Linked DNA regions of Mus musculus: all the other regions are linked to region 3. The links are chromatin loops, found by intact Hi-C in ENCODE. Cell type or tissue: left cerebral cortex. All regions are shown on one strand.

Region 1 (8,000 bases), 130 kb after region 3:
TTAATACTGAGTATTCAGCTTTGAGAAATGTATTTTAAGGAATAATCAATCATATGTCTTCTCAATTTTTATGAGCAAACTCTGTCCCCTTGAGTGGAAGACTTAGCATTTAGCAGGCCATAGTCTGTAGCATAGCACACAGTAGCAATAACCACAGGTGGATGGGCACATAGGGAAAGGGGCAAATGCCTCACATAGCCTCACAAGGTAGAGGGGCAAGGCAATATTTTCTCAGTCTGTTCTACAAAAGCAGAACCCTCATGACCGACTCCTCAGACATTCTTACTTTATAATATCAGTACCTTGAGGGTTAGCTCTTAAGACATGGCTTTTGAGAGACATTATCAATGACATCATAGTAATCATCCCCACCCTGAAGAGTGACAACCTTGGGCCATAAACCGATACTCCTTTCCATACACTTAATCATCTGTAAGTACAGCCCATACTGTCGCTCAAGAGTTGCCACATTGGTTATTCACACATTATGGCCTCTTCTTTGGTCTTCATAAAAGCCCTCCCTCCCCCGCTCAAAGAGTCACAATTTATTTATTGTTCTTTCTTGAAATAAGTACAGTGGTTAAAATAACCTATGCAATTTTGTTCCCAAGAAGGAATCACTTGACAGTTAACAATCTTTCCAGTGTTCTTTCCCAGTGATTCCCATGTTTATTATATTACTTGACATTTGTCAGTGACTGTAAGGGTAGATTAGTGTTAGCTCTAACTCTTAGAAAAGAGAGGTCTATACCTGGTAATCAAGAGTCTGGGCCATCATCAGCATAGAGAAGGGCTAGAAGACCTTGAATCTCACCTACCTCTGTCCAAATCTATAGTTCTTTAAACAAAAACTTAGAAAACCATTTGTTATACCTAGTCCTTCCTAAGGCCTAAGCTGTACCTGTTTGCTTTAATGACAGATATACTTAGACAAAGAAATGAACACACAGCATTGGCTTTTGCAAATTCCCAATTTTTATTGAGAGCCCAAGTTCCAGATGCCAGATGGGAGGTTAGATCCATTATTACATTTACTCTTTTTTTTTTTTTTTCTCAAGAAGGGCAGTCATTTTCTTTTCTTTTCTAAGTTCCTACTCGAAGTTGTCAAAACAAAATGAAGAAACAAAGAAACCACCAAGAACACGAATGTGGTGGTTTGAATGAGAACAGCTTCTATAGGCTCATGTGTTTGAAGACTTGGTCCCCATTTGGTGGAACTATTTGGTGAGGACTAGGAGCTGTGGCCTCGTTGGAGGAGGTATGTCACTGGCAGCTGGACTTGAGGTTTCAGAAGCTCACACCAGTCCTGCTGTCTCTTCTTCTGCCGCGTGACTCTATTTCAGGTGGTGAGCTCTCAGCCACTGCTCAGTGCCCAGCCTGGCTACCCGGTGCCAGGTTTCCTGCCATAATCACCATGCTTTGGAAACTGTAAGCCCCAAATAAGCTCTTTCTTCTTGGAAAGACAAAGTTGCCTTGGTTCATGGTGTCTTATCACAGCAATAGAAAAGTAACTAAGCCTATTCAAGGAGGGCTGTGCATGACTAAAAAGTGTCTGTCTTCACTCCTGGCTATTGTTTGCTGTTTTTATAGTATTATATTGCTGCTTATCCCAAGTTTTTAGAACATAAATATTTAGATATATGTTTTTAGCCCTTTTAATTATAGCGCATCGGCGACAGGTTTGCCTGCGCTTCATCAAGGGGAGCAAAGGCTGTATTTACCTGGCTCCTTGCTGCTGTATTTTCTCCCTCTGCTTGTTTATTCTGTTAGAGCATGACTCTCATGTGGTCTGAAGGTATGGGTACTCCATCTCCTCATCACTGCTCCTCTGCTTGGCTACAAAACCACGACAGAACACATGAGCAGAAGAAAATGCCATCCTGTCGTTTCTTGGCTTTCCTTGCAACTGCTCATCTGGCGTGTTAATGAAAGAAGGTGAGAAGGTGAAAAGAAAAGAAAAGAAAAGAAAAGAAAGGGAGGGGAGGGGAGGGGAGAGAGGAGAGGGAGAGGGAGAGGGAGAGGGAGAGGGAGGAGAGGGAGAGGGAGGAGAGGGAGAGGGAGAGGAGAGGAGAGGAGAGGAGAGGAGAGGAGAGGAGAGGAGAGGAGAGGAGAGGAGAGGAGAGGAGAGGAGAGGAGAGGAGAGGAAAAAGGAAAGGAAAGGAAAGGAAAGGAAAGGAAAGGAAAGGAAAGGAAAGGAAAGGAAAGGAAAGGAAAGGAAAGGAAAGGAAAGGAAAGGAAATCCCTAACTAGCACACATTTAGTTGTATGGAAAGATGATAGTCTCTGCATCTAACAGAGTATCCTGAGATCAAGGGGGTCCTCATCCTTCCTTCTCCACTCCTTCCTTTTCTTCCTGACTCATCCTGACAACCAGCTTCTCCACTTGAAGGCAGTCTCAGGACGTTTACTTTCTGATGGTGGCATGACAGAGAGCCTCCAGTTTCTTCAGCAGCAGCTCGTGGTTCTGAGATGCACACAGAAGCGATGTGGGTGGTTCTTTAGGCTGCTACATCGCTGGTGGAACATATCACAAGCAGCCATTTCAGACCTCACACTGCAGCTGCCAGAACCTGGGCTGCAGGGCTTGCAGGCCACCAAGCAAGGCAGAGCCACTGCAATACAAAATGCCTTAACACTTCTTAGGAGAGACAGCAACAGCTGGTGGAATTCTAAAGCTACTCTCTGAATTAGAATGAAATCGTGTAGCCAGATCAGTCCCTAAATATCTTTAATTACCCAGCATTCTAGCCCTGTGGAATGATCATCCCTGCACATGCTAAATTGACATGGGGCCCAAACTTGGGCCCCAAACTCTAAAAAAGAGTGACGTTTTTTTTTTTTTTTTTTTTTTTTTTTTTTTTTTTTTGCTTTGCCAGTTCCTGAATAAAGGAACCACTGTCCATCACCCTGAAAGTGGGGGTTGGGTCTGATGAACCACGGCAAGTTAAAGGAGCAACCTCAATGTGCAACCTCTTTGGGACCCAACGGCTGTCTCAGAGCGAGCCATTGCTTCTTTAATGTTCTGTGTCTAGTGTAACTAGGAGCACATTGACTGTTGCAAATTGAGATCTTTCTTTGAAGTTTAAATATGCCACTTTAACTGTGTTCTCATCTTCTACATCCCACTGAATGAATAACCCAAATTACACAGAACAGCAGCAAATTGGCTCATCACAGCCCTGTTATAATTTTAAAAGAATAAAGATCTGAAAAACCAGAGAGTCTGAAGGAACTAGTGACGCCTGCTAAAGAGTTGACAGGTCTTTCCTCAGAAGGACGTGGATTCGAAATTCACCCTTGGTTTGTAGAGATCAAGAGTCATTTACATTTTGTGTCATGTTTCCATGTATCCTTAGTATAGTATTCCTATTAGGGATACTGACAGCTCTGCCTTTGCCATCCCTGATGTCTCCTCCGGGAGCACAAGATACACCCAGCGGCATGTGGGCTGTAGATCATTTCCTCCCATATAAAAGTGATCTTTGCAAACTGAAGTCCAAGGCATCAGAGAATACCTGGCTTTTCCACGGTTAGCTGCCTGCCTCTCTTTTAGCTCCCCAACTCAGAAGGAAACATACAGCAGCTCATTGCCTGGCTGATGAGCTTGGGGCAGACAGAACTTGAAAAACATGTATGCATACCCCCAGGAAGGGCACTTTCCAAACAGCATAATTCTCTCTGTTTTAACAGAGTACCCCTTTGTGTTAATAAAACACCAGGTCACAAGTCAAAGTTTGATTCCATTATTGAGGGTTATCTTTGAACTCTGAATACTGCTGGTACAATTTTCCAGATGTCAGACTCTAGGCCTCCCATTCAAGTTAACAGAAGGATAACTAGCTAAATAGTAATAGCTTCTGTAATCTCTCTCTGGTTAGATTAATACTGATAGTTTCAATCCACATACCACTTCAGCCAGTCAACCAACAGACTCCCAGCATTTAAGATAGATAGATGATAGATAGATAGATAGATAGATAGATAGATATGGTGTTAGTGTTTCATAGGATTCAGTGAAAAAGTACACCATCGATCAGAGATTTGGGATGATTTTGAGACACGAATAAGCATCAACATCTTTATAAGGAAACTGAGTTCCATCTTAGAAGAAGTAAAAGCTGGTGTTGATAAAAGACTTATGTAGAGTACCTCCCACAGGTTGCAAATGACTAAATGACTTCTTCCTCCAGATATGATATGGGCCACCAAGACGGTGGATCAATATGAGGAAGAAGGTCCTTTACATACTACCAGGGTCTGTCTGTGTTTAACACCTGAATGACGCTGAACAACAGTGCTGAGCCACCTGGGTGGCTAAATAGCACCAACACCCACACGAAAGCTTGCCCGGCTCCCTGACCTGACCACGCAGAGCAAGAACTGCCAGCTTCCTGGCTAGCAGGTAGTGCTGAGACTTCTCTAGAGTCTGGGAGGTCCCAAGAAAAGCAATGTCTGCCCCCCCCCCCCAAATGTTTGCTTCTGCTAGGAATCTGAGGTGAGGCTAAAATAGCAACTTCGACCTCTGAAAGAAAGGGGCAGACGACGACGAAGCCTCTTTCTCCTGTAAATCTTTAGAAAGAGCTGCCTTTATGCTGGAGATGTGTGGAAGGAGGCAAAGCAGAGCCTGTGCCTAGGCAGCAGGTTTAAGGCTCAAATGGTATCCCACATCCACCCAATCATCTCTCCTAAGCATTTCTCCCTCTACGATTGGTCTGTCAGATCTTTGTTTATATTTACCTACAACTTGATTGCTTCAGCTGTGGACTCTGTCTCAAAAGGCCATCTCCTCACATGGAAATGGAAACTACTCTCTCTAGTGGAAAACAGTCTCAGAGATATTCCGACAGCTAGCGCTCTGCTGGAAGCCTTTCTTCAGCTCGACCTGTAGGTAGGAAGCTTTCAGGCTTTCCTTCTCAGAGCAGTCTCTCCTCCCCGAATTCTGCAGCTTCCTCTACCCTCTATGTTGCTTCTTCCTTTAGGCTCACCCTCTGGGATCCTTGTCACCAGATTCAAAATAGGGGCCAGATACACTGAGCGTTTGGCTCTGGGTGGGGGGTAGGACGTCAGGGAGAATTGGTAAAAAGAGGCCTTGTAGGAAGCTGTTTGGGCTAGACGTCCTCGACTCTGAGCAAGGCTTAAAACGAATGCCAAGCTGCTACCTTGAGGGCCTAGGAACCTAACGTTGTGCCTACAGCTGGGCCCCTGGACCTGACTTGATGTGGCTCTGTCAGGTGGAAACCTTACGACTCGACTGGACCCAACTCTCCAGGGAGAACGAGGTCTAAAACGCAATTCAGCTGTAGCCACAACCGCCTGGTCCCCGGGGCCCGGGCGGAGAATGGCCCCCTCGGCTGAAGCTGCGGGCTGACGCTCGTGTATAGGGTTGCAATTCGCCGTGATAAATGTAAAGACCAATTAAGGTTTGATCCGTGCACACAAGAGGCAGACGGCGGAGTGGAACCAATTAACGAGCATGTCCCCTAATTCCTGCGGCGGCGGCCGGGCGCACCGCCGGTCCCCAGGCTCCCGCCCAACAAGAGCCCCCGCCCGCCGCGGATGCATCTCCCCGCGAGCAGGAGGTGCGGGGAGCGCCAGGGCTGGGGAGGGGGCGCCGGGCGCCCACAGAGCCGAGCTCGTGCGGCCACGGCTGGAGGCTGGGCGCGCCCGGGTGGTCGCGCGGGCCAGCGCGGGAGGCGCCCAGGCGACGCCGTCCGCCCCGAGGGCGGAGGGCTGGTGGCCGCGGCCAGGTAGCTGAGGACTGGAGGCGGCGCAGAGGGGAGGGTCGGGCGGAGACCTCACTTGGCCGGCCTTCCTGCCGCCCTGTTTCCGGATCCCGACCGCCCGGCGCGTGACCTCCAGTGAGGTCCTGGCAATGAGCAGCGCTGGTGATTAACGGCCCCGAGGTCGCGGGCAGTGAGGCACGCGTCCCCTTTGGCCACGCCAGGGTGGGAGGGCGCCAGGGAGCAGAGCAGGGTGAGGCCGCGGGGTCGTTGGTGGCAAAGAGTGAGGATGACACAGTGGGCGCCGAGCGCCAGGGCCGTCCCTCCTAGCCCCCGGGCCAGCGCCGCGGCGGGTACCGCGCAGCAAAGTTTGGAGCCGCGGGCGCCGCGCGCCGGTCCCTCCCCGCGCAGATCCCTTGGCGGAGTCTCTGCTGCCGCCGCTGCCAGGGCAGGACAAAGGCTCATTAACACGTGATGGGACCACGCTTCATAAATGGGACTGGAGCGAGAGCGAGCCAGAGACAGCGCGCGAGCTGAGGGAGAGGCAGGGACCTCAAGCAGGGCGCGGCGACGGGCGCTCGGGGTGGCCCAAGCGGGCGGCCCCAGGCCGGCCAGCGCGGTCAGTGGGACGCCGGGGAGAGCCGGAGAACGAAGCGGGCCTGTCCGAGCCCAGGGGAGCCAGTCCCAGGGGCCGTGGCGCACGGGTGCTAGAGGCCGGGGACGCGGGCGCGCAGACCGACTGACTTACTGACCGATCGCCGCGGGCACGCCCCGCTCCACCCCGCCCCACCGCGCCCCGCGCCGCCTCCCCTGCTCGCTCGCTGCCTCTACCTTCTCCACTTCTTTTCCGCCTCCGCCTCCTTCTGGCTCCCCTGGCGCCAGAGCCTCCCCCTGGCTCAGGCGGGAGCCTGGGCTGTCTGCAGAGCTCTCATAGAGTCTGGGGGCAAATTTCCTTGTAGCAGAGAGCCAGCCCCTTGGCTGGGCGACAGGTGCCGAGGGAGCTTCTGGCCCGTGGACCGGGGGATGCGAAGGGTAAGACCTGGCACAGTGGCGTTTGGGAATAGCTTTTCCGCCTCCCGCCCCCTCGGTACTGGCCAGTGGTCCCCTGGTGTCCTACGCGGAGTTCTTGCTCCGTGTTCCAGGAGAGCAAATCGTGCTAATATGGTGTTTACTTAGCTGTATAGTCCCAGCTTGTTACCTGTGGTCTAAGCTACTTCTGGAGGCTTCTACCATTTACAATTTACTGGATATGCACCTAGCTCTGCATACACTGATGTCTGTTTGTAGAAAATGTGTAATTGTGCATGTTTGGAAAACAGGCACTTGAGTTGATGCTTGACGTCTTTTAGCCTTATCAGAAACTAAGTCTTCCAGAGTCTCTGCACCACATGTAGAAAACGACTCAATTAAATACTAAATGTCATGTAAAGAAATCTATGTTAAATAAGGAACTTCTGATACAGAGCGATAGCTACAGCAGCCATCTCTGTTTAAGGAAAAACTAATATATATAGTATTGATACCTGTGATTGACTGTTATAGGAACATGAAACTAAGAGCTGGCACCAGACGAATGAAGTTGATGCTTTATTTTAAAAGGATGTTTCTTGGTTAAGGCTTACAAGTCACAAATGGAGCATTTCCTGAATGCAAATGTTTGCTATGATAGATGTGAGAAACTGTTGTTTGGTCATTTCAAAGTTTAAAGCAACATGCGTGTTTTTAATTGTAGTACATGGTTTATCTCTCAAAGGTTTCAAAGAGGTGAGAAAAAAATTTAATAACCTATCTATGAAAAAACCTATTTCCTATCTTTTAAATTTTTCTTCCAAATAGGAGCTACTAGCTCTTCCTGCCTTTGTTTATTTCTTGGCATATTAAATCTCCTTGGACATTTAATCTAATAAGAGATTAGAGCAGATTTACTGGTTTTAAGGATGTTGAAAGATACCTCTCTGGGTCCCATAACTTCTCGTTTTTATTGCCAACTTAATTCCTTTGAACAATGGGGAGATGCACATGCTCAGAGGAGACTCCGCGGGTACTGATTATCTGTGGGGTCACTCCTGACATCAGTCTGTTTGGCAGAAAATTGAGAAACTAGGAGTAGCCGACCTCCAAGGTTCCCATAGGACTGACTGATTTAAAGTGCTGGTCTTCTAATCCCAGCTTTTGACAATTTGAAAGGGAGATAGATCTGCTGATCGATTTTTCTCTGCCTCCCCTCCCTCCACGCCCCACCTTCTCTAACTCAGTTACAAGCAATTTTATCCAAAGGAA
Region 2 (8,000 bases), 96 kb after region 3:
TGCTACATGACCCTAGAGTACCGTTGCCTTCCATGTGGGTGATGTTTCATCAGTAGGGAACATTTGCCAGTTGGTGCAGCTAACTGGAAGCTCAGACTGTGCCCAAAAAGCTTGACTACAGTCAATCAACACAGTGATACTTCTCAGGCACCAGGCTTTGCCTTTCGTCTCTCAGTGTATTTCAGAGTTTTCCAAGTTATTACGTACAGACCTTCACAGCAAGTTGGGACATGGAATTAGAATCCTTCCCATTTTAAAGAACTCACAAGTAATGGTTTTCTCAAGAACAAGTTGTCACCAAGTTTCTTCCCATTTCCATTCATTTTGTCTGCCCGTGCTCCTGAGTTGGTTGACCTCTTTGAGATATCTCTGACTCTTCCTTTGTAACTTGGGAACACTGAGGTCCCTTCAACCCTATTCTGCTGTCCCTTCTGCTGCAGCTAAAATGACAATGGACTAACAAGAACCCCCTTTGGAGGAGGAGTTATTCATCTCCACACTGAGTTTCTGGGGGAAAATAAAAGATGATTTCCCCATTAAACAAGTAAAGAAGTATTTGACAAGTACTTCTAGAATAAGGTGTTCTTTAACAGCCAATTTTATTCAATACAGATGACTTTCTTATGTAAATTTTGCTCACCTTTGGAAAAGTCCTTGAAACTCAAATAAAAGAAGTAATAATTGTGACCACATGTGAAAACTGTAGGGGTTTTGTTTTGTTTTGTTTTGCTTTGTTTTCTGGTTAAGGTTTTATTCTGTAGCCCACGCTGGCTTGGAAGTCATGGAAATCCTCCTGTACCTGCCTTTTAAGGGCTGGTATTGATGAGAATGAACCATCATACTTGACAACATCTTTTAATAAAAAGCAGTATTAGTTAGTCCAAGATGCCGTGAATAACCTTTAGGGTAGCCACATTCTTCCTGGTTTTGTATTTCTTACCCTAAGTTCCCCAAATATCTTTCCACTAGGGATCCCAAGAGGCTCATGATTCCGTTTCCTTCCCCTAGAACTGCTCACACAGGATCACACAGAATTGTGTTGACATGAATCAACAGAAGGCGATGTTATTTAAGAGGAAAGAAAACAATTATATATCAAGTATTAGTTCACAGAAATCCTAATTCCTACTGTGTGTGTAGCAGAATTCCTCAACTGTCATTTTTCATTTCTGGACAAATGATCTTCTCCTACTGAGACCTACTGTCACCTCACTGTGTGGTGTTGGCACAACTTCCTGCCATGTGGTCAGTTATTTGCCTTCTGTTAGTAGAGATGCCCCCACAGGGCCCACCCCTGTCCAGCACACATGCTCCTTTCCCACGTGAGCTTGTCCTGGCCCACTCACCTTGCTCTTCAGAGCCTGATTTTTTACGCTGAACTAACTCTTGGTCTGTTGCCCTGAATCCAGTGACCTTTGTATGCACCTGTTCTAGGGGAGTCACTGAAGTAGATGGGACTCTGGGCAAAGTCATAGAAGGGCAGCTTGAAGTACCATACAAAAGGATGCATGTACCCAGGATGTAGACATCTCTGTTGCTGTCTCTGTTGATGCCTCTCTAGTTTCCTTTTTTTTTCAAACTAATAAATTTTCTCCTACTTTGCATTGGACCATAACCAAGATCACATCCACACAGGTTCCTTAGAGAAAAGGCCTCTGTAAATATCAAATCTAGTGGTGAACAAAACATGTTGGAGATGTTGACAGACAAGTATGAGTTCGTGTTCTGAACCAGAACCTAAGACCCAGGGCTAGAATCAGTTACCAATGTGGCTTCTGGGAAGATGCAGGCTTGTTGGGAAATCCAAACAGCAATATTGACCAAAGGTTTAATGCCAGTTATGATATTAAAAGTCAACACAAAGTTCTACTTAGGAACTTATCACAGGCAACTGGACAAGTGAAATTCTGCTGTCTTACGGTTTCTGTTGCTGCAATGAAACGCCAAGAGTGAAAAGCAAGCTGGGAAGGGCAGGGTTTGCTGTGATGCCACTTCCACATTGCTGTTCATCACCAAAGAAAGTCAGGGCAGGCACTCAAGTAGGACAAGATCCTGGAGGCAGGACACTGGAAGCAGGAGATGATGCAGAGGCCACGGAGGGATGCTTGCTCTCCATGGCTTGATCCACCTGCTTCCTTATAGAAACCAAGAAATGGCACCATTCATAATGGACTGGCCTCTCCTCCATCAATCACTAATTAAGAAAATGACTTACAGCTGGACTTTATGGAGGTATTTTCTCAGTTAAGGTTCCTTCCTTTCAGACAGCTCTAGTTTGTATGTCAAGTTGACATAAGACCAGCCAGCAGAGGCTAGTTCCATATTGTACTTCCAAGCAAAAAAATAAAAATAAAAATATAAAAAAATTCTCCCTCTTGAAGCCATTGTCTACGTGGAGTATAAGTGGCTATGCCCACAGGGGAAAAGCCTATACATCCTTAAGGAGTACTTACATTTTGCTTCGGAAAAGAGTTGGAGAGTTAGGTCAAGCTATCTAGTAGAAGTCAGAGGATTCCTGGCATCTCCACATTTTGCCAATACCTAATTTTACTTAACTTACCAGAATTTATCCCTGTACAAATCTTGCTAGCTTGCTTCTTTGGGGGATGATCCTTCCACAGGAATGACAGTGAGCAAATGAGAATCTGTCACAGAGGAGTGTTGTCCTCAGAGGCACTTATGGGAATCCATGGTCAATCCTATAAGGTAGAGCACACCGACGCCATGAAGCAGACAGATGTACTAATCCAGCAGTATTGCAATCCTATTGTGGCACTATCAGTTAACTGCAGCCCCAAAGCCGGGAGCCTATGTTCCTGCTGGATGAGAAGCCTTTGTGGAACTGTGTTCAAGTACCAGTGCAGTCCCCCACAGCCAGGAATGGACTCCAGTCACACAGCAATGCCAAGACACGTCCCCTCAACTCCCCATGAAGTAGTCAGTCCACTCTCCTGTGCTCTGAGTATCCCGTTCAGGTGAACAAGTAAGTGACTGTACTGTGAGGTTTTCCTCACCTTTGGGTCTTCTTGTTCTCTTCATAAATCCTTCCTGAAACCTGAAGCAAATTAGAATCCTGTGGACCTCCTTGTTTTCGACACTGAAGGCACCCCTCGTAGCCAACAGGAGCTCCAGTTTCTATGGCAGAACCAGTGCTCAGCATAGGATTTGCGTGGAAACCTGAGAACTGTGGCTTACTTGACTATGATGTGTCTTTTGTGTCTTTCATGCCTGTTAACGCCTCAGTTCGATTCTGCTCCCTTATTCTGTGAAGTTCGAAACTCCTGAATTTTTTATTCTGTCCTGTGTATGTGGCACCAAACTGAAGATTTCTTGGCCACATTGTAAAACTCTAGTAATTTTTAAAACATCAGAAAAAAGTGAGTGACTGGAGATGGCGTGTAAACAAAGACATCACTTTAGAGGCTCGCCTTTATTTGGTTTCAAACTTAGTGCTGCAGCTGGATTAGACACCGTGGTTAAAGTGACTCTGTGATATATTACTTCCTGAAAGATTTCACCCCATAAAGCCGAGCTGCAATGTTACTGCACACTAAAAACCTCACTTTAGCTTTGATCCATTTTGATCTTTGTGAGTTACCTTAAATATGACAGGTAGGTGACTGTGCTAAGTAGCTTGAAATGACTTTTGATCAAATGTAATAAAATTCTCTGCTGCAGCTTGCTTATCTCATCTCTCCTACCTATCTGGGTGAATTGCCTGTCTTCGGATGTTTCTATGGTGGCATTTTATGCTCTATTAGTACCGGTCTTAGTTGTTTGGGAAGGGCTATTGAGCTTCAACAGGCCCCAGCATGAAGGCTGTATGAGGACAGCCCTCTATTGACTTAGCCCACCCTCCCCTGAAGCCCTCAAAGTGACCCCAAGCCCTCTACATTTCTGTTTTACATAATATTCCTCCGTGTGTGTGTTTGTGTGTGTGTGTGTGTGTGTGTGTGTGTGTGTGTGTGTGGTGTTAGGGACTGAGCCCAGGGCTTTGCTTTGCTTGTGACATGCAAATGTTCTACCATTGACTGTATTCCTGGCCATTGGTGTCTAGGCACAGGGTCTCAGTAAGCCCTGTAAACCTGATTAGAACTTGCTGTCTCCCATGTGTTGGGATTACAGGTCTGTGCCACAATTCGATCTATCAGGTGTTTACTCTGTTTATGTCCCCAGTGCACACACAGGGTGAGAATCCTCATGCTACAATCATGCTAATGACCTGCAGCTTCTTCTGTGTCTTTGTTGAAGACAGTTTCTGGTAAAATGCCCCATTCTGTCAGCTCTGGCCTCATCTTCAATTTTCCCTGTCCATTTAACAAGTATGAGCTGATATTTGTTCTTGGATGAACACATTGCTAAGCCTTGGGGCACAACAGAATGTGAATTGGACAGAGGACGCCTGTGTAGCTTACATCTAAGAAAAGGAGAGCAACAGTGAAGGAACATACAAGAAAGGATCCAGTGAGTGAGCTCAGTAGGTAAAGGCATGACTCAGAAGCTTGGAAATCTGAATTTGATTCCTGAACCTATGTAAATGTAGGAGAGAACAACACCACAGAGTTGTCTTCTAACACACACACACACACACACACACACACACACACACACACACACACAAATAAAAATTAAAAAATAAAAGCCAAATGAGCCATAGCAATGAATATATGTATAATTGAAAACTGGAAAAAATGTTACAACTTATTTTGTGGTGCCTTTGGAAGGGTGCATCTGTGGAGACTGAAGAATGAAAGAATGGAGACAAAACAGAGAAACACATTATTCAGGTTCTCTGTTTACTAGCGTGGTACTAAATCCAATGTGAGCTTGAATAATTTACATGGCCTCTAATTCTTAATTTCTCTAGCGACGAAATAAAGATGATAATGCCATCTACTCTAAAAGCCCTGGGTTTGGACAGATTTATATAAATCACTGAGTGCAATGCAAGTGCTCTGTAAACAGGAGCTGCTAATTATTATTTATTAGGCTGAGGTGTGAAGGCCAGGTGGGGCCAGCCATGCCTAGAGTTGTGAGGGAAAGCATTCCAAGAAGAAAGAGAACAGATCTCTCTTCAAAGCTGCTGGAGCTCCTAGGATCTGTGGAAAGGCCAGTGTCGCTAGGACTGTGCGAGTGAGGGAGAACACACTGGAGGATGGCGTGGGTGGGCACCATATGGTGGCTGCGTGAGCGCCAGCCCAGAGAAGGCAGATGCTGGGTTCCTTCAGAGTTGCTTTCCCCCTAGAGAATGTGAAAAGACAGAGGGCAAAGATGTTGAGAACGTGTGTAAGAGGGTGGTTCTATTGAAAGGCTGTGGAATTCAAGTGAATCAGGACAGGAGAAAAGATGACCCGGACTAACGGAAGGAAGAAACGGGAGAGCCCGAGTGGGCGGCATCCACCCCACAGGAAGGGTGCTTCAGGAAATGGGAGCTTTGGGAAGAAAACAGGGCTTTAGATGTGTTAGATGAGCTTGCCTAAGTGCTGCTGGTGACAAAGGCCAGGGAGTGACTCTGAAATCACATGGGTGAATGGGGTATTGAAGATAATCATAGAAGTGTGCATATATTGGGGGGACTGTCTGTACAGAGTCCTGCTACCAACCAATATGACCGCATTGTCAGGGAAGAGGAGGACGCTCTGGGAACTCAGGCTGGAAGTGACCAAAGGGGCATGAGCAGCGTCGGTTGACGGACAGTCAGGGTTGGGGGAAGCAGTGTTAAGACTAGTGGTGTGAATCTCAGGGGAGGAAGACTAATGGTGTACAAAAGAGAATAGGGTCCCTGTTGTTTGGGGTTTATGAAGGCTTGGCACAGATGGTCTAGACAAAGGGTAGCTTCCTGGATTGCCCAAGTATTTTTTATCATTTATTAAAAATTTTACGCACTATGTTTTGATCATATTCTTTCTCCTCCAACTCCTCCCAGATCCTCCCCAACTCCCTAGCTATACAACTTCATGTCCTCCCTCTCAAACGAAAACAAATCTATCAAAAATGAAAATCAAATCAAAGAAAAAAGAAACTCAGCAACACACACACACACACACACACACACACACACACACACACACACACACACACACACACGGGTGTGTAGACACGCACACCAGAAAAATAAACAAACAAAAAATTTTAAGAGTCTATTTTGTATTACCTAACTACTCCTGGGCTTTATGAAGAATACCTGGAGTGTGGCTGATATCCTCAGTGTCGTTTCACTGGAGAAAGCCGATTTCCCCTTTCTCAGCAAGTATCAGTTGTAAATCACTTCCTGGTAAAGGATGGGATTTTGTGTCCACTTCCCTTTTCAGTCATAACGTTTTTCCTGGTTAGAACCTGTGAGAGTCTTGTGGCTACCGCCACAGTCTCTGTGAGTTCATATGTGCACCAGCCCTGCTGTGCTTGGAAGACACTTTCCTTGCAGTGAGTCATCACCTCTGGCTCTTACAGACTTTCTTCCTCCTCTCCCGCATAGATCCCCGAGCATCGAGGGAAGGGGTTTAATAAAGACTACCCAGTGTCCCAAAGTTCCCCAGTCTCCGTAATTGTCAAGTTGTGGGTCTCACGTTGATTCCCACCGACCGGGAGCTTCTCTGATGACAGCTACGTGACAATTCTGTGGGTAGAAATGTCATTAGGAGTCATTTTGTTGCTATGTTCCTTCAGCAGAATAAGGTTTAGTTCTTATTTTTTCTTTACAAAATATTTCTGATTTTTTTCTACTGGATTTCCCCCCCCCCCCTTCCAAACTTTCCAGTAAATAATTTGTGCCTCTTTTATCTCAAGATCTGTTTTCCTAAAAGCCACTGCGGAGATTCCTATCTCCCCCAAAGGAATGTGGGCCTTGTTGCCTTTGTACTCAGTTGTGGTTGAGACATAATAAGTATGGAATGAGTGAATGAATGAATAAAAATATTTTTCTTTTGCTACCAAATCCTAGAAAAAATAATTATTTATTCACATCAACTAGCTTTATGTATGTTGCATCGAAAGCTCCTTTAGGTGTGAACTTTGGGTACTGCAGAGATATTAGGTGGTGTTGCCTACCTTTTTCTTTTATTAGATTAGATCCTTTATTTTGTAGTTGCATTTAATACAATTTTACTCTATTTTGACTTTAATGGAAATAATTTTTTTTTAGCTTTCAGTCTTGCTAAATGAAAGAAACATTAAAAATTTGAACTATATTATAAACAACCATCAACTTATTAATTCACAGTTTTCCCTTTTTTGTTTTGTTTTGGGTATTCAGAAATCTCATGTTATTTCATCATTGACCCAGTCATATATTTGAATTTATAATAGCATGCTTTATCTCGGTAAGAAAAAGCTGAAAACAGCCAAGTTCATCTCTGTTTTGAGGGCAGAAGAGTGTGTTCATGGCTATGTGGAATGAAGAGTTTAATGGCTTTATGATCAATATAGGCATGTTAATTTTTCTTTGATGATGGTAATATATATATATATATATATATATATATATATATATATATATATATATATTCTCTTTTCTGGGGAGTAAATGAAAGATTACTTAAAAGTTCCTTTCCTAAAGTATCATTTCAGGGCAGTAAGATGCCTCGCCGAGGGAGGGTGTTGCAGTCACAGGGCAGTAAGATGCCTCGCCGAGGGAGGGTGTGGCAGCCACGTCTGCTGACCTCGGATCAATCCTCAGAACCACAGAGTTCATCAAGAGAACAGTTCCACAGTGTTTGCTGAACTTCAAATTAGGTAAAAATTTCAGTATCTACAAGAATTGAGAGGGAATGCTGTCAGCGTCTGGAAGCTGATCATGGGATGGATCCCTGCATATGGCAATCACTAGATGGTCCATCCTTTCGTCACAACTCCAAATTTTGTCTCTGTAACTCCCTTTTTTGCTGAAAGGACCCAGATATAGCTGTCTCTTGTGAGACTATGCCGGGGCCTAGCAAACACAGAAGTGGATGCTCACAGTCAGCTATTGGATGGATCACAGGGCCCCCAATGGAGGAGCTAGA
Region 3 (8,000 bases):
TTTGAGCAGCCACTGATCAGTGTCTGAGCAGAGGCTGGGTAGGGACAGGTAGAGAGGCATGGGAGACGGGCAAGCAAGACCCACTGTGTGAATATATGCCTTGTTCTTCTATCCTCTGTAAATTACTACTAGTAAAATATGTTATGTTTATAATTTTTATACATAAAATGATAGTTTATCATCTTATTTTTTGAGCAGGACCCCTAATCACACCCTCTCACAGAGGCTAAAGAAAATTGAGTTCCCACCCTCATAAGTACTGAGGTTGAGCAGGAAGTCAGCCAAAGTCAAGTCTTCCTCCCTTTTCTAAGGACCTTCAGTTTTGTTCAGGTCCTCTTTAATCCCCCACACTTCAAGATCATGTTGGTCTTGAGGTCTCCTCTCCAGTGATAGGCAGCACGCATGCCCGTATCCATGCAGCGAGGACAGAGAGAAACCTTGCTTGGGGCTGTTTCAGCTTCTATTCTGAAGGCTGTGACAAAAATACCCAAAGTTAACAACGTAAGGGAGGAAAAGTTTGTTTTGACTCAGTTTCTGTCCACCAAAACTCAGAACATAAGGTGGGTGGCCATTGTGAAGCCATAGACATGAAGCAGAGACTGACACTACTGTGCCGCCACAGGCAAGAAGCAGAGACGAATATGTAAAAGATCCCAGATAATATACCCAGTCGTCCTGCTTCTGGTGACTTGCACCCTCCATCTGCGGTTTTCTGGAGCTTCCACAAACTCCCCAACACGGTGCCACCAGTGGAGGAGAGTCACATGCTCCAGGACATTAGCCTGTGGTGACAGGAAAACATAACAGAGGTCTCTAAGAAGGACCACAGGGTCAGACAGAGGCTGCACGCTGCGCCAACAGAGGCATCTGAAGCCGGTGCCCCTGGCTCACTTCTCTCACAGAGAAAGCCTGAGCACTGAGGTGAGAGGACCCTGGATTCTTGGCTGATTCAAGCAGCCATTCAGGGCCTGCCATTCTGCATTTGTTTCCACGGTGTCTTCTTTTTCTTGGAGCACAGAGAGAATTTTATTTGCGTGCCCCATGGCATCTCGCTGTTTTCCTTCTGGTGGCTTTCAGGGAAGATGACCATTAGACGTATCCATAAAACACACCACACCCACTGACATGCTGGCTTCCCTTGGCCTACTGTGCATATGTCATATCCACTGCTTGACAGATGCACTCTCAGCAGGCCCGGTGCATCACCAGACCTCACCTTCAGAAGCATGGTGTTCCATCTCAGTGTGTTACAGCGTACTGAAATCCCACTTTGCTGCTCGACATGAGGTGCTACCATCGCTCTTCTTCTCTTCCTTCCTCTGCTATTCCTTCCTTCCTTCCTTCCTTCCTTCCTTCCTTCCTTCCTTCCTCTTCCTTCCTTCCTTCCTTCCTTCCTTCCTTCCTTCCTTCCTTCCTTCCTTCCTTCCTTCCTCTCCTTCCTGATTCTTTCATAACAGAAGGGAGATGGAAGTCAAAGGAAGGAAAGAGACTGAAATTTAGTATCCTGATACTGAATCTGAATACTCCTAAATTTGAATAGTACCTTGGGATTATTCTTCATAGAGAAGAACCTAACACCCAACACCTTCTCCTTTCTGCAGGTGGTACTTCTCCGTCTGAGTGTCTTGGCTTTTCCTCTAGGTCCAATAGGGAGGACTCACAGGCATGTTCCTGGACTACAGAGCTCTGACTTTACATGTCAAGGCTTATATCAGTATCCATGTCTATGTGGGAAGATGGGCTTGCCAGGAAGTATAGCTTAGCGTTCCTGCAAGTGAGAGGAGGTACCAAACCGACTTCAAGCCATACTTCTGCTAGAGTGGTTTGCTGAGAACACTCATCAGCCAGTCTCATCTCTAGTAACCACAGCAGACTTCAAACTCTGTCATTCGGGTGTATGGGGAGTCAGTCAGTCTTCCACACCTGAACTGCATAATTTCATCAGTGCCTGGTGGACAGGCTTTCCTCTGTGTAGCTATTCCTCCTCCGTCTCTCTCGCCAGCAGACCTCCCCATTGTGGTTCCTTCTTGCTGTGACAAAGTCAGGGATTAAAGCTGCCCCCCAGTCCTATTCCAGGAGCAAAGCCTCCCAGAAATGGTGCTCGCCTCCTTGTTGAACGGTGAGAAAGACAAAAGGCAGTTCCAGAGCAAGCATGTTAAAGAACCCTGATTCCAGAGTTGGACCCTTGGACACTCCCTTGACACCCTGGTTCCATAGTTTCTCCCTTGTATGTTACCCAGTTGCTTCTTAGCTTTTATTTCCTGTGTGACTTATTTACTTCATTTATCACTGGGAAAGGGCACGTTTTTGTATTCTCTGAATGTATCCTAAGTACTATGGGAATAGATAACCAGCAAGCATTGACTAGACTCAGCTCTCAACCTTCTGCTATTCAACTCTATGGATTTAAATTACTTTCTAGCTGACGTAAGGAAGCATTCTTTATATCCATCTAGAGAAGTGGCCCATCCTCCCCAAGTGACAGTGTAACCTGGCACTTCTTGTTTACTTTTGGTTTGCTTGACAAACCTCAAGCACTTCTTTTGCTTTTGCAAGTGGTCATGGCCTTGCGTTTATAATGAAAATGAAACACACGTGTTACAACATGAGTCAAAAAGTCAGAGCTGAACATGTTTCTTTGCTTGGCAACATTTTCCTTCACTGCACACACAAGCATATATTTTAAAAATTCACATGATACTGCCATCTGACTCATCAAATATTAATAAAAATAGAAAATTATCTTTTTTCTCAAGAAATATCTTCTTTCTACCACAATTGTAAGGAAGACCATTTGATTATTTCTAAGCTTTCCACACCACTCACGATGTCCCTGCAGAGAGACTTCAGTGTCACCAGCATGGACGATTACTGTCACATGTTACTGTGAGCAAAGGTAAGCAGGTATCTTAAGCTAGATAGTATATCTATTTCCAATGTGATTTACTTTTGCTTGAATCCTTGAGTTGTTGAACTGAAGTTGATAGCAATGTTTCACTGTGGCTGAGGCTTAATGAAGAGAGCGATATGAGGAAAACTATAATTCCTGGCCTTGGGACCTGTATGGAAAATGTGTTAGTCATCTCAGGCTCACTCACAGAAGCCAAATTTGTTATGCTTGTTTCAAATGCATTTTAATTCTGGTTTCTGAGTTGGCCCCAGTGTGGGAGGTTTACGTGTGACCGGAAAGGATGACTAACTGCCTGCTATCAAAATGGCCATCTGTAGTAGAAAACTCAAGGATTTAAGCAAAGAAAGCTGGAAATAGACTACTAGAGAGATGAGTTGTGGGGCTTGTTCTGAGGTCTGCTTACCTTTGCTTGGCAGTAACCTCATGGACAAGGTAAGCAAGGACAGGAGCAGGTTTTCTTCCTACTGTCACGCACTTGTCCTTGGGACCCCATTATGTTGCCTTCTGTCTTCTAAGTCCAAGGCTCCCAGAGGTGGTGTGTCTTTCAGTTGCACTGGGTGCATCTCATCTTCCTGATGGGAACTGCATCACTTTTATAATGGGAATTGAGAAGAGGCACTGCATATTGTACTAGACCATCCCCATACCCAACCTTGGGGGAAATTCCAGCATTCTCAGTGGGAAGGATTGCAACTAAAGGAAATGGGGTCATCTTTTACAATCTTTCAAAAAGATATGGAGCCGCCTCCCTCAACTCCGAAATCCCCTTCAACCTTGAGAAAAAGGGCAGTGGGCAGCCTGGAGCAGAGATGGGAGAGTTGTGGAGAAGCATGCTAGCAATGGGAGGGTTTCCGGAGGCAGCATGCCACTCATCTTGATCACCAATGAAAACAAGTCTGTAGAAGGGAATGTAGAGTCTCTAGGGGGCATGGATTTAAGTACCACTGTAATGGTTAAGCCCCAAGGGGGACTAGCTCTTTTCTTGGGAGATCTAGTACCTACAATTGGAGAAGGCAATGCTATTTCAAGACAGTGAACACTATCATTTTCAGGGACAAAATTCTTATTTAAGAATAGTTAAAACAAACAAACAAACAAACTAGCTGAAATCTATAACTAACTTAGTATCAGAGTATTGAATGTGTCCTTCCAAAAAGATATGTTGAAGCTCTAACCCCAACTCTCCAGGATATGACTGTATTTTGGAACTAATGTCTTTCCAGTGTGATCATTAAGGCAGGCCTTGATCTAGTAGGACTGGTGTACTGTTAAAAGGAGAAATTTGAACACAGGTATGAAAAGTCTCCATGAGCTGAAAGTAGAGATTGAAAGAATGCATCTAGCCAGCCAAGAATTGGCAGAGCTCTCCCCCAAACCACTGGAAGCTTGAAGTGAACCCTAGACTAGGTTCTCTCTGCTTCTTTAATCAACCCCGGGTGGCACCATTACCTCAGACCACAGCCTTCAGAGCAAAGAGACAATGTAGTCTTTTGTAACTATTGCAGAAGTCCCAGACATTAACACAGGTGGTAAAATAAACCAGAGAAATAATTCAACACTGAATGAAGTGTTCCTGGTGAGTTTTCTGTTGTGTGGAATTGTGCACTTGAGGGATGGGTGAGGAAGACCATATCTGAAGTCTTTCTCGAGATCATAATCACGGTGATTGCTTGTCCTAACACAGGACACTGAAAAGGAGCTGGCGAGTACAGGCATCATCAAGTGTGACCACAATATGCAGGACTTCTACCACGCAAGACTCAACTCTGGTTGTGTGCCTCCTATAGGTTTTGTTTGTTTGTTTGTTTGTTTTTCGAGACAGGGTTTCTCTGTGAAGCCCTGGCTGTCCTGTCCTGGAACTCGCTCTGCAGACCAGGCTGGCCTCAAACTCAGAAATCTGCCTGACTCTGCCTCCTGAGTGCTGGGATTAAAGGCGTGCGCCACAACGCCCAGCTCTCCTCCCATAGTTTACCCCCTTCCTTGCCATGCAGCTTGTGTCTTTCTAGAGGTTACACCTGCTTTACAGGTGGCTCGATTTTCTTAGCTGGCTTCCTAGGTCAGAGCAATTTAGGAAAAAGAGAGAAATTAGTGTAATTTTCAGTCTCAAGCTAAGTCTTGATATTATTGCTGCAACCTTAGCCATCAGTTTCCCTGAGGTATGAAAATGTTCACCATCAGGCGAGCGCCACAATTGCCTCCTCAGCCTCATTATCTTTATTTCTTTCGGTTGAGAGTTTCGCTTCTGGTGAGCGGCAGATCATACAGATGGATGACAAATACGGCGCGGCTTGCTCTTAGTGGATCAGTTTTAAGGTAATCTGTTTTCATCACATCGAGAGGTCGGCCAGTCAGTTAACATGAAGAAAATATTAAGGGCAATGTTCTTTCATTTAGGTAAGGCAGGAGATAACTCACGCGTTATTTTTTTTCCTACTTAAACACTAAAGGGAAGCTGTGAATGAAGGTTTGCTGAAGAAGAAATAGGAAGGAAATTGATTTAAAAACAAACAGATGCTGGTGAGATGATCTCCGGGAGACTGGGAATCTGGACCACTTAACTCTCATCTTTTTCACCTTCCAGTGAAGTGCCACCCACTTTTTTTTTTCTCCCATTTCATTTCAGCCTGTCTTCCAATACACCATCTGTCTGCTTCATCTGAAAGAGCTCACAGACAGAGTAGAAAATAGGGTAAGATAAAGGAGGCCAAATTGTGCTAGAGGGATTTAGTGAAGGTCAGCTGTCCCCTGCCCTTTTGCTTTCTCCACTGCTTCAGATTTGGTTTGCACATATAACCGGTGCTCCTGCAGCCGCAGAAACACAGTTCTAGATCCACAGTCACCGCAGTCCTGGGGACACAGACTTCAGTTAGAACCTCCTTCGAACATGACTGGAGTTTCTCACTGCTGCAGAAAGTAGGAAGTTCTGTGCACACAAAGGTGGGAACATGGTGGGCGTGTGAAAGCATCTTGGATGCAGGTGAGGGAGTGGAGCTCACTGACAGCATCCTACAAATGTGGCTGTTCTGAGGTGATGACGGACATCTGTGGGGCTTCTCATTCCTACACAATAACCTTAGGACCTTCTTCAGCTCACCTATTTCTATCGTTATTCACCCACTGTCTCTCTACACAGTCACTCATGGTTTCCCGTCATCTCATCCTGGCAAATTAACCCCTCCTAACCTGGAGGCTTGTTTTTGTGTATTCCCGGTGTGGAAGAATCCACCATGTTTGTTCTTTATCCACGGTGGATCTCACCAGTCGCATTCACCCTCTCCAGATCATCATCTGTCTGTGGATCCAGCCATAAATAAGTAAAGACTCCCTTCGTAAATGTCTGACGCCTGGAGTTATGCCTCTTAGAGCTACATTTACATTTCCAATCAGGACATCACATTGAATATTCATCGCGGGCTTCTCATCAACTATCAATACAGTCTTTTGATGCTCTGCTGGGGACCAGCCCCTGGTTCCTTCCACCCAGCAGTAATTGGGACTTTCATGTTCTCCTTAAATTGCTACACTCACTTTTACAAATTGTATTATTTTTCTTTTATGTGTAACCATTAATTTATGCTGGCTTGATTGCCTTCTCACAAACACCTTTTAAAGATATTACCTATTTACTGGGTTTTGTTATTATTATACTTAACACGTGGGAATAATGCTTTATTATTATTTTTTAAAGTCTCTCTCTCTTATTTTTAAGATGCATTGGCCTTGGAGATGAGGGAACTTCTCTATCTCTCTGATTTATTTGAAATGTCCCGAGTAGAGGAATCTGTAATGATACTGAAATGCACACTGAAGTAAAGATAGAGGGAGACACTTAGCAAACAATGGCAGCGATTACAGAAACAAAGAGAGAGGCAGGGCATGGCATCCCTGCAGGCGGGAAATTAATTGAACAGGGAAAGCTACAGAAGGACAGGTGAGCACTTCCCACTCCCCAGCGGCTGTCAGGTCCACAGCATGGCTTTGCTTCCTGGCTTTAAAGCGAGGCTTGGAAAGTCAGAGAGAAAAGAAGAAAAGGCAAAGGGAAAAGGGAGGGAGGAAGCTTGGGAGGGCACGGAAGAAAAGCCAACCATTAACTCATTTGTTGTTGCTCATTCCTAAGCAAAGTGCCCTGTAACACTTAGGTATCTTTTGAAACCTGCACACGCACTTCCTACCTGCTGTGCTCAATTTCAGAACCAGAGCTGTCATTAACGGAAAATAGCAACCTTTGTTCCCTCCCCAAGGCACAACATACTGTACCAGTTTGTTTTTTCCAAGAAGAAAACAAATCTCTCTCTGTCTCTCTGTCTCTGTCTCTCTGTCTCTCTGTCTCTCTGTCTCTGTCTCTGCCTGTCTCTGTCTCTCTCTCTGTCTCTGTCTCTCTCTCTCTCTCCCCTTTAAAAACTGGTGACCCAGACCCAAGCCACCCAAGCCTCCTAAGTCCTTTCTTTCCTTGTGTGCAGCAGTGAGGGACACACTATTACTGTGGTTCATGAAACAAGATTTTCTTTCCTATATTCTCAAGTCCCCCATGATGACATCAGACCACTTTCTGTAATGGATGGTTTTCATTCCTGATGTGACAGAGGCACCTTTGAAGCTGGATGAAGCAGGCATTTCCTTCAGAGACGGGGAGTCAGCATGGACAATTCTGGAGCCTTAGTTCAGGCATAGAGCCAAGTCTGCAAAGACTAGCCAAGTCTTTAGGCTTTTAAAAACTTGATTGGGATGATACATTTCATTCTGCTTGACTTAGTCTAAATTTTATACAGTCAAAATTTATATACATTTTAAACTTTGAGTAAATTATTATTCTAACAAAAGTATAAAATATGGAAAAATTAATGTATCTGAAAATTTATATCATTTAATATATGACAGGTCAGATTTATGACCAAAAAAATGCACTAGTAGGATATAGAAAGCTGTCTATTTATTGAGTTTATTGAGATGCAGTATTTCAGTTGCAAAATATAAAACTTGGTTCTTTTTGTGGTTGCTCCACAATATGGAGAGGTACTTTCTGGTCTGCTTCAAAGATTAGAACATTATATACTATTGTCTCCTCCCTTAATCTACCTGGTCCTATCAG

Evidence for each region. Peaks named below come from ENCODE experiments on the same cell type or tissue, not always from the same donor. Only the 100,000 strongest peaks of a DNase experiment are listed, where the experiment ranks them.
Region 1: a loop joins it to region 3, with 2.8 times the contacts of the local background. A loop is called at or near these places in 2 of 42 quality-filtered maps.
Region 2: a loop joins it to region 3, with 5 times the contacts of the local background. A loop is called at or near these places in 2 of 42 quality-filtered maps.

Annotation. Positions count from the first base shown.
Region 1 is chr4:33,918,407-33,926,406 of GRCm38, forward strand. It overlaps Cnr1 (cannabinoid receptor 1 (brain)), which reads left to right and starts at 6,238. Exons shown (of 2, transcript NM_007726.5): 1 at 6,238-6,752. In left cerebral cortex, a CTCF peak has its summit at 4,844; DNase peaks (open chromatin) are centred at 2,495, 3,221, 4,998, 5,366 and 3 more places; H3K4me3 peaks cover 3,159 bases; H3K27ac peaks cover 4,462 bases.
Region 2 is chr4:33,888,880-33,896,879 of GRCm38, forward strand. Gm33105 (a long non-coding RNA gene) reads right to left here. Exons shown (of 5, transcript XR_390460.2): 4 at 6,185-6,616; 5 at 4,649-5,241. Among named protein-coding and RNA genes, the nearest start is that of Gm33105, 11 kb to the right of the region's middle. In left cerebral cortex, no CTCF peak of the experiment used is centred here; DNase peaks (open chromatin) are centred at 4,439, 5,180 and 6,400; H3K27ac peaks cover 1,061 bases.
Region 3 is chr4:33,792,499-33,800,498 of GRCm38, forward strand. The region is part of intron 3 of Gm33059 (a long non-coding RNA gene); the gene reads left to right. It overlaps Gm33008 (a long non-coding RNA gene), which reads left to right and starts at 6,493. Exons shown (of 2, transcript XR_390458.2): 1 at 6,493-6,842. In left cerebral cortex, no CTCF peak of the experiment used is centred here; DNase peaks (open chromatin) are centred at 3,169, 5,567, 5,763 and 7,540; H3K4me3 peaks cover 220 bases.